Linked DNA regions of Mus musculus: region 1 is linked to region 2. A link is a contact called in ENCODE Hi-C or POLR2A ChIA-PET data. All regions are on one chromosome and are shown on one strand. Each heading gives the region's core, a stretch centred on a gene start or an enhancer-like site at or near the end of the contact. The rest is flanking DNA. Distances are from core to core; before and after follow the strand shown. Region 1 holds the start of Necap1 (NECAP endocytosis associated 1). Region 2 holds the start of Apobec1 (apolipoprotein B mRNA editing enzyme, catalytic polypeptide 1).

Region 1 (2,700 bases), core at 163-2,662, 270 kb before region 2:
AAAATGGAGATGTGGAGAAGGTAACTTTCCAGCAAGAGAAAAACCATGAAGGTATGTAGGTCAGAAAAGGGATACTACTAGTACTGTATTTTTATAACGATTTAGTTACCCTATACTCTTTTATTTAACTCTCAAAAAAAAACCTGTGAAGGGGTTGGGGAAATGGCTCAGTAGTTAAGAACACTTGTTGCTCCTGCAGAAGACAGGGGTTCAGTTGCCAGCACCCAGATGATGGTTCACCAACATCAGTGACTCCAGTTCCTGGAGATCTGATGTCTCACAACATCACTCTGACCTCTGTGAGCACAAGGCATACCCACTCATACAGACAGACAAAACACCCATACACATACCTCTAAAACAAATAAAAACCTGTGAGGTACACAAGACGTGCACAGTCTTCTCACGCTACTTCTCCTGTTTTACAAATGAGAACCCTTAAGGCCTGGGGAAGAAAAACATTGATTGGCTCATAAATTACACAGCTATTTAGTGTCGAGGGCTCAGACCTAAAGAGTTTTCAACACAAATCCCAGCGAATTCTCTTTGAACTCCTTAACATCCTACAACAGCCCAAAACCTCAATCACTGGATTACAAGGTTGTCAGGCCTTACAAGAGGAAAAAAAAAAAAAAAAAAAAAAAAAATGCTGCACTGACTCTGGGAAAGCTCTAAGAGAGGTGACTGGATTGATAGGAAGGCAGAAATCCCTACATAATCAATGTGTGGGGGGGAGGGGTACACACACACAAACAAAATGAAAACACGCAATAGCTCATCACTGGAATACAAGATCTTAACGTGTGCCTACTGCGCCCCCCCCCCCCAAAAAAAAAAAAAAACTAAAGGATGATGACACTTGGCGAGAATGACAACAGTATCAATTAAAATAGATCATCTAAACAGTGGACAGCAAAACTACCATTCCGGACAAGTGTCAGGCGGGATCAGAAGCGCGGGGGGAGGGGGGGGAGCGTGCCGTGTGCGTGTGCGGACGCGCGCGTGGAGGATTACAAGCCAAAGGTCGCAGCAAGAGTAACAGATGGAGCAGGCATGAATGGATTGCGGATGACGAGGAGCAGACGATGTCTCAGGGGGAGGGATGGGGAGGAGAGGTGGAAAGACGCATGACGGCAGGAAGAAAAGAAAACAAAATCAGAGTTCCAGCAAAACAGAAAAGTAGACGGAGCCGCCGGCAGCCCGGGTGGCAGGCTAACTACGGCGGCAGCGGCTCGAGCCGATGGCTGCTGCCCAAGGACACAACCGTCACCCCGGCGGGCGCCGGCTGCAAATCCCCCTGGGTACCTGTAACCGCGGTTGGAGGCCCGCGGCGGAATCCGGTAGACGCTGACGTCGGGCTTCACACACAGCACGGACTCATATTCCAGCTCTGCCGCCATCTTGGCTCCGCTAGCGCCGCGGGGGCGGGGCACGGGTGGGGGCGGGCTGAGACGCCGACGGCTTCCTTCGCGTCACTTCCGCTCGGGTACAGCTTCGAGGTTAACCTCTAGGCGGCGCAAAACCTGTTACAATCTGGAAACGCTGATGCGCCTGGCTCGCCATCTTGAGTAACGGCAAAGACAGGCTCAGTGGTAGAGCACTTGCCTGCCAAGGCCTCGGGTTGGGCTCTTTCCCCAGCGAAAAATTAAAAATAAGAATTCAGTTCTCTTTTACCTACCTTCAAACGGTAACCAGAAAAAAAAAAAAAAAAAGTCACTGAATATACGAAAACAAAACAGAGGTTGGACAAAATGAATCTCTGCTTTCTCATTCTGTTCTCATAAGCAAGTGTCCAATGCATAATCTATTAAGTGCTACCATGGGGTTGTTTTGTTTTTTTGCAATTTTGTAGGTTTTGTTGGTGACTTCTCCATATTAAAATGACTGATTACAGTGCTAAATGCTATCTAGCATCCCTCAGCATGAGTAGCCCAGCTGGCTACACATCACGATGAGTACTAAACAGCTCTATCCACAAATATGTTCTTTGTGCACTCGCAAATAAATGTAAGCTTACAACAGTGTAACTTAGAAATGTTTTAGATGGCACTGACTTCAAGTGGCAAAACCAAGTCTGATCTTATCTTGTCCCCCCCAAAACACCAGTAGCAGCCTCTTTCATTGCATTCTATCGACTGGTTGACTTTTACTTCTGATTGGTCTGCTTTGCCTAGCAAAGCCAGTTCAACAAGAATTAGACTTTAGGGTTGGTGAGATGGCTCAGTGGGTAAGAGCACCTGACTGCTCTTCCAAAGGTCTGGAGTTCAAATCCCAGCAACCACATGGTGGCTCACAACCATCCATAACGAGATCTGACTCCCTCTTCTGGAGTGTTTGAAGACAGCTACAGTGTACTTACATATAACCAATAAATAAATCTTTAAAAAAAAAAAAAAAAAAGAATTAGACTTTAATTGGCTGGTAAGGATGTAGAGACTGGCTACGGTTGCCAGGACTATAAATTGATCCAACGCTGCTTTGAAGGGACATTTAGCAGAACTCTCCAAATATTAAGTGGGTGTAGCCTTTAACAGTTCCACTAGCTTTTTGTTTGTTCATGTCTGTTTATTTGGAGACAGAGTTTCAATGTAGTCCAGGCTGGCCCTCATCTCATTATGTACTAAAGAATGACTTTGAACTTGTAATCCTCCTGCCACCATAGTACTGGAATTACAGGCATGTGTCACCACACTCTTTTCT
Region 2 (2,700 bases), core at 27-2,526:
GCCCACACCTTTAATCCCAGCACTCAGGAGGCAGAGGCAGGTGGAACTCTGAGTTGAGGCTAGCGTGGTCTATATAGAGAGTTATAGACAGCCAGAGCCACATAAAGAAATCTTGTCTCAAAAAGTAGGAGAAAAAAAGAAGAAAAGAAGAGAAAAATAGTAAAAACCTTGTTGAAAGGATATTGGTGTGGTGGCCCACACCTTTAATCCCAGCACTCAGGAGGCAGAGGCAGGTGGATTTCTGAGTTTGAGCCAGCCTGGTCTATAGAGTGAGTTCCAGGACAGCCAGGGCTACAGAGAAACCCTGTCTGGCGGGGTGGGGGGGGAGAAAGAAAGAAAAAAAGAAAGGAAGGAAGGAAGGAAGGAAGAAAAAAAGAAAGGAAGGAAGGAAGGAAGGAAGAAAGAAAGAAAGAAAGAAAGAAAGAAAGAAAGAAAGAAAGAAAGAAAGAAAGAAAGAAAGAAAGAAAGAGAAGGGACCAGACTGAAGCCATTTTGAATAAAACTTTCATTTTGAACAGAGGTCAAATAAGTTTAAGTTCCCAAGACCTCAGTGTTGAACTGACATCCTGTCTGGCAAGTTGAGACATGATTGCTAGGCAAGTCTCCCACCACAGTCGAATAAACCAAACAGTAGGAACAGGATGAATGTACCACAAAGACAAGTTCCTAGGGAAGACTTCTATCCCTAGATCCTAATTTGTGGGATAACTTGGCAGACTTATTTATTTATTTATTTTTAGATTTTTACACCCTAACATTTGGATACCAAACGCTAACCTACTTGAGCCCTTAAGCTGAATTAGCAGCACCTCGGACTGTTTTTCAGTCATCTGGACTCCCGGAGGTGAGCCTGTATTCTGCTTTCTGGTGGAGCCTCTCTAGGACCCAAGAAAGGAGAAAGTGGACGCAGCACTGCTCCGAGGGTCAGAGGAGGACAGGAGACGGCCCGCTTTTCACTGGTTTCCACTGAGGGAACATTTGCTTCTGGTTCTGGGCATGCTGGATTGCCCATGTCTGTCAGTCTGTGTCTGTGGTTTCATTTAGTTTGAATGTTGCTCTGTGTTTTATATCTGGAAAAACGGGCCAAAGTTCATCTGCTGGTTGTTCACCTCTTAGTATTTACCCATCTCAAGGATTTTCGGGGGGGGGTGTGGGGGGAAGCGGCCGAATCGGGACAACAACAACAATAATAATAACAACAAAAACTGATAAACTGGCACTGTGCCTGCAGCTGAGAGTCCTGCACTGCTGGTAAAGCCCCGCCTCCTGCTCGCCTGATGCAAACCCCTGCCGCCTGATCTAGCTGTTCGAGTTTCTCTAAAAGCGAAACCAGCAGCTCTTAAGCTTTCTGTGGTCAGGAAGCCGGTGCCTACTCCCGCTACAGAACCACGGTGCCCATGAGCGTTGGATTCTGCAGGCAGCAACAGCAAGGCGCTCCTCCCTTGAAATCAGATCAGGAAGAAGTAAGGGAAGTTTTGTCTGTTTTTGAATGTATAAATGTATGTGGCCAGTGCGTGTTTGCTTCTGACTGTTCTGTGTTCTGTATGTATTGGTTATAGATCATTGGCTCATAAGTCGTTGGATATGGTTAAAAATTTTTAGTATCTGTACCAAAAAGTTAACTTAAAACCAGTAACTCAGGGTTGGAGCCATTGTCCAACACATGGGATGGACCAGCCAAGGAAACGGGTCTCCAAAGATACTTTTAAATTGGAATAAGATTTTTATATAATTTCTGATCTGTCTTAAAAACCAAGTTTATAGAAAAAACTAGGAGGTATTTAAGCTGTATCTCCATGCGTTCTTATACAAGAACTTTTCTTGCTGTCAACTAAACTTTGTAACATAAAAATAACCCACTTATAATAACTTATAATAACTAACCCCTTTATAATAAAACACTAAGTTGCTTATACTGTTAAAATTTGGTTTTGTCTTCTAAGAATTACGGTTTGTGCTCCATGTCTTCATTCTTTAAAAAGGTACTTTGTTTTTCAAAAAACACACAATTGAGAGATTTTAAACTACTTTAACGAAAATTTTGGAATTTTACAAAAAATCAAAACTGGACATTTTAAAAACAGCTTTTAAAAAATGTTTTCATTTATAAATCTATGAAACATTTTAAATTTTATCAGATATTTTATTGTAATGTCTTTATTAGTATGTTATCTTTATTAATGCATAAATAAAAGACTAAAAATTAGGGTCACAGCTTAACACCAGAGACTGAAAAATTCCTGTCTTATGAGGCAATAAAACAATGACCATAGTCAGTCTGGTGAAGAACTCGGATACTAAAGTATTATAGCATTAAAAAAAAATTGAGAATCACTGGCTTAAAATTATGTTTCAAGATATAACTTAAAACAAATAGGGCTGGAGAGATGGCTCATCGGTTAAGATCACTGACTGCTCTTCCAGAGGTCCTGAGTTCAGTTCCCAGCAACCACATGGTGGTGGCTCACAACCATCTGTAATGGGATCTGATGTCCTCTTCTGGTGTGTCCGAAGACAGCGACAGTGTACTCATATAAATGAATCTTTAAAAAAAAAAAGAAACAACTTAAAGCAAATAACTAAAAATAGATATTTAACTCAGATACACTTGAGAGATACTATCAGAGAGCTGCTGAATATGGCATTTAAGGTATTTAAACTTACTATGACAGAGACTCTCAGATACTAGTAATGACCCCC

The links. A loop is a pair of places that touch in the nucleus more often than their neighbours do. ChIA-PET counts read pairs that join two places held with the same protein, here RNA polymerase II (POLR2A).
Region 1: a loop to region 2 is called in a map of v-Abl transformed pro-B cells, with 6 times the contacts of the local background. The contact joins the promoter of Necap1 here to the promoter of Apobec1 in region 2. A Hi-C loop is called at or near these places in 2 of 37 maps with a recorded cell type or tissue (both v-Abl transformed pro-B cells). POLR2A ChIA-PET finds 5 or more read pairs at or near these places in 4 of 5 experiments (all embryonic stem cell).

What each region holds. Positions count from the first base shown.
Region 1 is chr6:122,873,269-122,875,968 of GRCm38, reverse strand. Necap1 (NECAP endocytosis associated 1) reads right to left here and starts at 1,412. Exons shown (of 8, transcript NM_026267.3): 1 at 1,306-1,412. The coding sequence starts at 1,400.
Region 2 is chr6:122,601,020-122,603,719 of GRCm38, reverse strand. It overlaps Apobec1 (apolipoprotein B mRNA editing enzyme, catalytic polypeptide 1), which reads left to right and starts at 1,276. Exons shown (of 8, transcript NM_001134391.1): 1 at 1,276-1,463.